2 separate regions of the Homo sapiens genome follow, and region 1 is linked to region 2. Evidence: chromatin contacts called from ENCODE Hi-C or POLR2A ChIA-PET data. All regions are on one chromosome and are shown on one strand. The core of a region is the stretch at or near the end of the contact, and the rest is flanking DNA. Distances in the headings are between cores, read along the strand shown. Region 1 holds the start of LINC02365 (long intergenic non-protein coding RNA 2365). Region 2 overlaps PRIMPOL (primase and DNA directed polymerase).

Region 1 (4,906 bases), core at 1,192-3,691, 64 kb before region 2:
TCTGTGCATCTCTTTAACAACATGAAGAACCAGAATCCTAGAGTATGAAGACCTGGCATTGTCATTTTTAATATGATGACTATGATATATGTTAAAGTTTGAGAACTATGGCCTGTCAAAATGAAGAGTTGCTGCCATTTGTGGTGGCTCACACCTGTAATCCCAGCACTTTGGGAGGCAGGAGGATACTGTGAGCCTAGGAGTTTGAAACTAGCTTGGACAACATAGCCAGATCCTGTCTCTACAAAAAATTTAAAAAAATTGGCAGGGTGTGGTAGCACAGACCTGTGATGCCAGCTACTTGGGAGGCTAAGGTGGGAGGATAACTTGAGTTTGGGAGGTTGAGGCTACAGTGAGCTGTGATTGTGCTCCTGCATTCTAGCCTGGGCAACAGCAAGACTTTGTCTCAAAAAAAAAGTAGAGTTGTGAATAGTCTCTACACACTCAAAGTGCCTTATACTTTTTTTTTTTTTTTTTTTTTGAGATGGAGTCTCACTCTATTGCCCAGGCTGGAATGCAATGGCACAATCTTGGCTCACTGCAACCTCTGCCTCCCGGGTTCAAGTGATTCTCCTGCCTCAGCCTCCTGAGTAGCTGGGACAACAGGCACCCGCCACCATGCCCGGCTAATTTTTGTATTTTAGTAGAGGTGGGGTTTCACCATGTTGGCCAGGCTGGTCTCAAACTCCTGACCTCATGATCTGCCTGCCTCCGCCTCCCAAAGTGCTGGGATTACAGGCGTGAGCCACCGCGCCTGGCCGCCTTTTACTTTTATATACAATATTAGAGCTGAAAGGGCCTGAGTCTTCAAATGTAGACAACAGAAGTTGTAATTTGGCCAAGATCACTTTATCAGTGGCTTAACAGGCTGGAATCCAAATATCCTAGGCCACACACCCACATGCGTACTGCATTTGACTTGAATCTGTTATCTATTATTTCTTAATTGTCTATGCAATGGACCCACAGACTTTCACATGTGAACACTTACTTTTTCTTGCTCTGGATCAACTGAAATTCAGACAAATCTGAAAAGAAATGACTTAAATTGGAGTATTTATTTAATCTATGGAAAGTTCTGACATCTTACTGATAATGATGACATAATAAAGGGCACAACAAGCATGTTTTATTAAAAAGTTTCTAACGGACAGATCAGTGCCATTTCTAGTCACAGCTGCTTCTCACTGCCTGAGTCTCACCAAGGAGAGAAATTTTTTGAGTTCAAGTTTATTTCAAGTGTTAAGTGAAATTTTATTTTAGTGGATTAGAGTATTGCTTCCCGAATGCGGTTTCAACTTGCAAAATGTTAGATCCTGAGGAATGTGTGTGTGTGCATGTGTGACAAGCCTTTCCTTGGAAGTATTATCCTTTAATCTGGGATTATGTCCCTACTTATTTTGGGGTTGAGAGGGAAATGAGGAGGTGGGAGTTAAAATGTCTTTCTTGTTATGAATAATGGGTGATAGCTTTAAAAAATCTGGCAAAAATGAATGATGGATTTTTTTCAAATCCATAAAATCAAAAGTTTGTAAACACAACTAAGTTATGTCACCTTATCTTTTTTTTTGAGACAGAGTCTCGCTCTGTCGCCCAGGCTGGAGTGCAAAGGCATGGTCTTGGCTCACTGCAACCTCTACTTCCCGGATTCAAGCAATTCTCCTGCCTCAGCCTCTCCAGTAGCTGTGATTACAGGTGCCCACCACCATGCCCGGCTAATTTTTGTATTTTTAGTACAGATGTGTTTCACCATGTTGGCCAGGCTGGTCTCAAACTCTGACCTTGCTATCCGCCCGCCTCAGCCTCCCAAAGTGTTGGGATTACAGGTGTGAGCCACCACGCCCAGCCACATTATTTTATTACTGTTCCCACATAGTGAATCTCATTTTAGCATAAAGTCAATGTCCATACAGAAGAGCACACACCCAACATCCTCACCCTGAGTTCCACATCATTTCTATAATGGTCTCTTGCATGCCACTTCATTCTTCTTAGTCCCACCATTTTCATGACCAAATGTGTGCCCCTCCAATTCAACCTGTTTCTGACCACGGCCTCCATCACTGACCTGTTTCTGACCACAGCCTCCATCACTGACCTGTTTCTGACCACAGCCTCCATCACTGACCTGTTTCTGTCCACAGCCTCCATCACTGACCTGTTTCTGACCACAGCCTCCATCACTGACCTGTTTCTGACCACAGCCTCCATCACTGACCTGTTTCTGACCACAGCCTCCATCATTGACCTGTTTCTGACCACAGCCTCCATCATTGACCTGTTTCTGACCACAGCCTCCATCACTTACCTGTTTCTGACCACAGCCTCCATCATTCAGTGTTAGTGTTCCACTCCTCCCACAACAGTGGATCTTCACGTCCATCAGGGCCATCGGGCCATGGATCACACGTCTTATTCCCTATTAGTCCCTTCTTTTCATTTCTGTGTCTATCCAGCTTGGAGTCCATGGTTCATCAATTTGGAAAGTCATTTTGCAGTACTCCAAAATCTGTGGCTCCTGTCTTTTTAAAATCAATGTGGGAAAAAGCCCAAAGCTGGACAAAGCCAACACATGCGCTATCCATGGCAGTACCCAAGCAGCCGAGGGTCATCAGGTAGATTCACACAGCCGCACGGCCTGGAACCACTGCACATTTGTAATCGCTGGTTTCAAATGGGCCCCTACACATGGCCCAGCAACGTTACTAATCTCTGGTCAACTCCCATTCGTGACAATGATTGTTTCAAGCCTGCCTTACTCTTCTAGCCCTCAATCTATCATCTCCCTAACTTTGAACAGAGTTCTTGTCTTCTGCTTCACAGAAAATATAGAAGTTACAGTAAGGGAACTTCCTGCCACAAAACTACAAATGTAGCTTCACACCCAGCCCATTAAAAAAAAAATAAAAAAGGTTCTTCACTTCTTCACACTCCACCCCCAGCTAGGCTAGAATTTACTGCTTGGGTTCTTAGGAACTCTATACTGTCAGTTACCTTTCCCTCTAGTTAATTTTCAGTGTTTCTCTTAACTGGATCCCCACCATCAGCATTAAACCTATTCAAAGCTCTCTCACTTAAAAACAAAACCCCCAAATCTTCCAACTCACCTTCTTCTCCAGCTCCTTCCCTCTCTCCTGTGTGGAAGCTCCAGTGTATCTAACCTGTCTCCTTCACTATCAGGGGAAACCAGCCCCCGATATTTCACATAGGTTCTTTTCTATTTCTCTAAGTGTTGGCCGGTCTAGAAATAAAGGGAAAGAGTACAAGAGAGAAATTTTAAAGCTGGGTGTCCGGGGGAGACATCACATGTCGGCAGGTTCCGTGATGCCCCCTGAGCCGTAAAACCAGCAAGTTTTTATTAGCAATTTTCAAAGGGGAGGGAGTGTACAAATAAGGTGTGGGTCACAGAGATCACATGCTTCAAGGGTGACGAAAGATCACAAGGCAGAAGGTCAGGGTGAGATCACAAGGTCAGGGCAAAACTGGAATCACTAATGAACTTCTATGTCCCACTGTGCTCACATTGTCATTGATAAACATCTTAACAGGGTTCAAGAGCAGAGAACTGGTCTGACTAGAATTTGCCAGGCTGGAATTTCCTAATCCTAGCAAGCCTGGGGGCGTTGCAGGAGGCCAGGGTGTGTTTCATCCCTTATCTGCAACTGCATAAGGCAGACACCCCCAGAGCGGCCATTTCAGAGGCCCCCTCCCCTCCCCAGAATGCATTCTTTTCCCAGGGCTGTTAATTATTAATATTCCTTACTGGAGAAAGAATTCAGTGATATTTCTCTTACCCATTTTTGGTAATAAGAGAAATATGGCTCTGTTCTGCCCGGCCCACAGGCAGCCAGACTTTAAGGCTATTTCCTTTGTTCCCTGAAAAATCGCTATTATCCTATTCTTAAGGTGCCCAGATTTCACACTGTTCAAACACACATGCCCTATGAACAATTTGTGCAGGTAACACAATCATCACAGGGTCCTGAGGCGACAGACATCCTCAGCTTACGAAGATGACGGGACCAAGAGATCAAAGCAAAAACAGGCATAGGAAACCACAAGAGTATTGACTGGGGAAGTGATAAAGGTTCATGAAATCTTCACAATTTATGTTCCTCTGTCAGAGCCTCAGCAGGTCCCTCCGTTCGGGGTCCCTGACTTCCCGGAACACTTCACAGCTGAGTTGCTGCCATTTTTTAACACCAAAACAACGTTGTGATGAAAAGCTCATATATAATTTTGTACACACACAGGTGTATGGGTAGGCTGGATTCCAAGAAATGGGACTGCTACTTCAAAGAATAATTTGATAGGTATTGTCAGATTCCCCTCCACAGAGTATTTTACCGTATCATACTCCCACCAACGGGAGAGTATACATTTCCCACATCTTGCCAACAGAATATGTCACCAAACTGGGGTTTTTGCCGGTCTGATAGACGACAGATACTTTAATGTGCATTTCTCTTATTATGATGCAGATCAAGCTGTTTATTGAATTTAAGGGACATTTGGGTTTTCTTTTTTCTGTGAACTGTTTGTTCATGTCCTTGGCTCATTTTCCTATTGGGTTGCTGGTCTTTTCCTTTGTATCTGAAACCTCTTTACTTAACAGGGAGACTAGAATAAGCCAGATTTTCCTCAACACTATAGAACCACCGCTTTCATATGGCCTTAAAGAACTCATTTATGCTACTCTCTACTCCTCAGAAACAGAAGTCTCCTTTTCCTAGTTAGGACAATTTATTTTGTTTCTGATTTAAAAGTAATATATTTTCATTACAGAAATATTGGAAGAAATTTAAAACCACCCACAACCCCACTTTCCTATATTCCTTTTCTAAGCATATGAAGTAAAAAGACAGCAAATTCCTCTGTCAAAATCCCAGCGCCCAGAGGAGGCCAT
Region 2 (5,065 bases), core at 1,532-4,031:
TGTATTAAATTTCTTTTTTTTTTCCAAGACGAAATCTTGCTCTGTCGCCCAGGCTGGAGTACAGTGGCGCGATCGCGGCTCAGTGCAACCTCCGCCTCCTGGGTTCTAGCAATTCTCCTGCCTCAGCCTCCTAAGTAGCTGGGATTACAGGCGCCTGCCACTACACCCAGCTAATTTTTGTATTTTTAGTAGAGACAAGGTTTCACCATGTTGGCCAGGCTGGTCTCGAACTCCTGACCTTGTGATCCACCCACCTCAGCCTCCCAAAGTCCTGGGATTACAGGTGTGAGCCACTGCACTCAGCTGTTGTATTAAATTTCTATTTGTTGTATATGGTTAGCATTACATAATATTTAATTTAAATGTTGTGATTATTGCGTTGCTTCTAGCATGTCAGCTTTATGTGTACTTTCTTTGCTAAGATAACCCCTTAGTATATGTGGAGAGGACAAAGGTGGGGTTGAGCAGGGCTGGGAGAAGGCTGTGGGCAGGGAGCAGTGAGGATGGGAAGCATGCCTGTCCTTCCTGTTGCCATTGGCCCTTGCCACCTTATGGACTCTACGTCGAAAGTGCGCAGGTTTGGGCAAGAAGGGATCTCCTCAGTTAGTGTTAAGAGCTGGAGCTAGGATTGTGTTAACTCGTTCAAGACACAGCATGGTACTGAGGGAACTAGTATTTATTGAATGCTTGCTATATATGCCAGGCCCTGTTTTAGAGATTTTCTTTAAAACGCCCATGGGAAGAGGAGGGAAAGTAAAGGATGAAGTAAAGCCAGAAATAGAACTTTAAAATATAAAAGGATGTGATTAGAATAGAGATAAATAGATACCCAGTAGTTATCAGTTATGAGGTGAGAAATTTTGCTGTTTTTTATTTCATGTCAAAGCAACTCCCGTATCCTCAAGCATATGCGGCCTGTGTGCTGGACATGGGGAATGATCGGGAAGCTCTTGCTGGGAAGCTGGAAACACATTGGGTAGCATGGTTCAGTGCCATACTTGATATACTTAGATTAATTCAGTTTAAAAAAAGCTTGCAAAAACTATATGCTCAATACACAAAGCTATAACGTAGAAAACACGAAGGAGATACAGTGCCACAGCCAGGGCATAACTGCAGCTATCAGTTGACGTTTCTTCTGTTCTTTTTTCTATGCGTATTAACTTACCAAAAAATCATTATTACATGGTGATCATAACACCTTGTATTATGTCTCCATAATCTATTCTGTTTTTTAACCGTGGAATATATCATACATACAAAAGTATAGATAACACACTTTTTTTTATTTTCTGAGATGGAATCTCACTCCGTTGCCCAGGCTGGAGTGCAGTGGCATGATCTCAGCTCACTGCAACCTCCGCTTCCTTGATTCAAGTGATTCTCCTGCCTTAGCCTCTCAAGTAGCTGGGATTACAAGTGTGTACTACCATGCCCGGTTAATTTTTGTAATTTTAGTAGAGACGGAGTTTCACTATGTTGGCTGGGCTGGTCTCAAACTCCTGACCTCAAGTGATCTGCCCGCCTTGGCCTCCCAAAGTGCTGGGATTACAGGTGTGAGCCACCGCACCCAGCCGATAACACACTTGTATACGCACATTTTAAAGACTAAAGTGACCACCTGTTGTATCTGCCGCCCACCTTAACAACCAGAAGCTGATCAAACCTCAGAAGCACCTGTGGGCCCAACCCCAATTTCCTTCTCTCCCTGGCCCTCAGAGATGGTAGCCAGTATCCCGATTTTGTGTTCATCTTTTCCTCGCTTTTATGATTTCTCCCATATACGTTCATATCTCTAAACAATATACTGTTTTCTTTTTCTTTTCTTTTGTTTTTTGAGACAGAGTTTTGCTCTTGTCGCCCAGGCTGGGGTGCAATCGCACGATCTCGGCTCACTGCAACCTCTGTCTCCCGGGTTCAAGCAATTCTCCGGCCTCAGCCTCCCGAGTAGCTGGGATTACAGGCATGCGCCACCATGCCCAGCTAATTTTTTGTATTTTTAGTAGAGACGGGGTTTCTGCATGTTGGTCTGGCTGGTCTCGAACTCCCGACCTCAGGTGATCTGCCTGCCTTGGCTTCCCAAAGTGCTGGGATTACAGGCATGAGCCACCGTGCCCGGCCATAAACAATATAGTGTTTTCTTTTGCTTGTTTTCGAATCGCATCCTCTCCCTTGCCTTGCGGTAGCATATCTGTGATTTTCACCCACGTTGCAGTATGTAGCTGTTGCTTATTTGTGTCACTATTGTGCAGCATGCCATGTGTATAAATATAAATAGGCCACAGTTTATCTGTTTTCCCACAGTGGACATTTGGGTTGCTATTATAAACCGTGAAGGTGGGAACCGTGTTGTACATATCACCTAGTATACATGTGCTAGAGTTTCTCAAAGTGGACTTGCTGTGTCGTGGAATATGCACATAATTAATTTTACTAGATCATAAATTGTTTTCCCAAATGGGTGTGCCAGTTTATAGTCCTGCCAGCAGTGTTTTGAGATTTTTCTACTGTTCCATATTCTCACCAACACTTTAGTATTGTTAGGATTAAAAAATTGGTTTTGCTCATCTGGCAGATGTAAAACAATATTGTAGTTTTCTTGGGAATTTCCCTGATTACTAATGAAGTTGAGGATGGATAATCAAATTACATCCACACAGATCAGAAATCTTGCCCAGTGTCAAGCTTTACTAATAATGTAGGAATACAAGGAATGAAAAGGCACAAATGGGGCAGAGTGAGGCCCGGGGCATCTGGCCCGGCTCCCCTGGCCCTTCCTGCTCTTTCTGACTCAGGAGGAAACCCGAGGCAGGCGTGAGCAATCCATGCACACAGCAGGAAGCACCGAGGTTGTGAATCACCTGCATTTTACACTCAAGTTGCACAGCTGGGTGACATTTCCGGAAAGCATGCCTCATAATGCATTGATTCTAGACTTTTTACCAAATGCAGTTCTAAAGTCAGAAACGTCCTACGAAGAGCATTCTGTAGGTAAGGACTGAACTCCTAGCGTTTGGTCCAGACGTTCCCCGATTTTCTTGGTTCATGGTTCCCCTGGTGTCTTTGTTTCTTCACATTTTCTCTGAGGCTGACAGAAATACCCGAGCTCTGGTAATGAATTTCAAACAACTTGGTAAGTGTTTATGTCCGAACAGTTTAGTAGCAGTTTGAATAATAGTATCCATAAACTAAAAAAAAAAGCCACTTTTCATTCTTAAATACAATTACTTATTAATGGGATGTATACTCTCCATTTTTTCATTTTTTTGAGACAGGGTCTCGCCCTGTCGCCCAGGCTTGAGTGCAGTGTGATGGCCCAGGCTTGAGGACAGAGTGCAGGAGCTCACTGCAGCCTTGATCTCCTGGGCTTGAGCGATCTTCCTGCTTCAGCCTCTCACGTAGTTTAGACTACAGGTGTGCCACCATGGCTGGTTAATTTTTAAATTTTTTGTAGGTGGGATCTCCCTCTCTTGCCCAGGTTGGCCTTGAACTCCAGCCTTCAAGCTATCCTCCCACCTCAGCCTCCCAAAATGCTGGAATTACAGGTGTGAACCACCTCACCAGGCCTATGTATGCACTCTTAAACCCTGGAATCAGATTAGACCCCACCCTCCCCAACTCATACCTTGTTCTCCATTGATGTTAATGGTGCTTTTTTTTTTTTTTTTTTTTTTTTGAGATGGAGTCTTGCTCTGTCACCCAGGCTGAAGTGCAGTGGTGCAATCTCGGCTCACTGCAACCTCTGCCTCCTGGCTTCAAGCAATTCTCCTGCCTCAGCCCCCCGAGTAGCTGGGATTACAGGTGCCCACCGCCACGCCTGGCTAATTTTTGTTGTATTTTTATTAGAGATGCGGTTTCACCATGTTGGCCAGGCTGGTCTCGAACTCCTGACCTTGTGATCCACCCACCTCGGCCTCCCAAAGTGCTGGGATTACAGGCGCGAGCCACCATGCCCGGCCTGATGTTAATGGTGCTTTCTATTACAACCACACCCCAAAGCCCAGCTCTACAAAGATGGAGCATGAATGAAAGGAATGAAGTCACATGTGAACTGCAGGCAAGGAGTTTTCAGATTGCTCAAGAAATGTCAAGTATCACTGTGTTTTCTAGCAGTATTTCAATATCCTGCAGTGCCCGGGGCACCTTCCTGTACAGTTTGGGAGCCACAGCATTATTAGCTCATTAATTGGGAGGCCTGTTACTAGAATGTTTAAGGGAAGATTAGACTAAGTCACCTGCCTTTTTTTGCTCCTGGGTGCAGGTCCCTTACCACCTCCCCATCCCACACCTCACCTACTGCCATGGGGAGTGTTAACCATCTTATTTCCTTTTCTGTAAAATGTGGGAACATTTTCAACTATTTAATCAAATCTTTAAGAATTTTAGTGATTATAGGATTGTTTAGGTTTTCTGTTGCTTTTTAAGTTTGCTTAGTTTATTTTTATGTAGTACTTTATTTTACAAAAACTTTCAAAGTTACTGGCAAAAGTTGTTCACAATATTGTTTTCTTAAAAACATATGATGCATTTAATTTCTAATAACATTTGTGTCTTTGCCTTATTTTTAAATCAATTTTACCCTAATTTCATTTTCTTCAAATGTAGGCCTCGTTGATTCTTTTTACTTTTGTCTCTTTATGACTGCCTGCCTTTTATTTATTTATTTACTTATTTATTTATTTAGAGACAGAGTCTCACACTGTCACCCGGGCTGGAGAGCAGTGGCACCAGCTTGGCTCACTGCAACCTCCGCCTCCCAGGTTCAAGTGATTCTCCTGCCTCAGCCTCCCAAGTAGCTGGGATTACAGGTGCCCCCCACCACGCCCAGCTAATTTTTGTATTTTCAGTATAGACGGGGTTTCACTATGTTGGCCAGGCTGGTCTCTTTATTCAGTTCGTTGTTTTCCACGTTAGTCACTTAATCCATGTATCTTTAGCTATTCTTCTTTCATAACACAAGATTTTAAGACTATAAATTACCCTCTAAAGGTGACTTTAGCTGCATTTCACATATTTTAATATGTACACTTCCAGTCCACTCAGGTCTAAGCGTTTTCTAATTTCC

What was found. A loop is a pair of places that touch in the nucleus more often than their neighbours do. ChIA-PET counts read pairs that join two places held with the same protein, here RNA polymerase II (POLR2A).
Region 1: a map of endothelial cell of hepatic sinusoid shows a loop between it and region 2 (6-fold over the local background). The contact joins the promoter of LINC02365 here to the enhancer-like site in region 2. A Hi-C loop is called at or near these places in 2 of 168 maps with a recorded cell type or tissue (endothelial cell of hepatic sinusoid and psoas muscle). POLR2A ChIA-PET finds 5 or more read pairs at or near these places in 5 of 52 experiments (H1, OCI-LY7, T-cell and 2 more).

The regions. Positions count from the first base shown.
Region 1 is chr4:184,622,431-184,627,336 of GRCh38, forward strand. LINC02365 (long intergenic non-protein coding RNA 2365) reads right to left here and starts at 2,442. Exons shown (of 2, transcript NR_131967.1): 1 at 2,309-2,442. RefSeq lists an enhancer at 3,215-3,796.
Region 2 is chr4:184,685,795-184,690,859 of GRCh38, forward strand. The region is part of intron 11 of PRIMPOL (primase and DNA directed polymerase); the gene reads left to right. Among named protein-coding and RNA genes, the nearest start is that of PRIMPOL, 39 kb to the left of the region's middle. RefSeq lists an enhancer at 2,380-3,579. Within about 2 kb of position 2,782, at least 5 of the 41 ENCODE cell types and tissues checked have a DNase peak (open chromatin) inside an H3K27ac peak, as active enhancers do.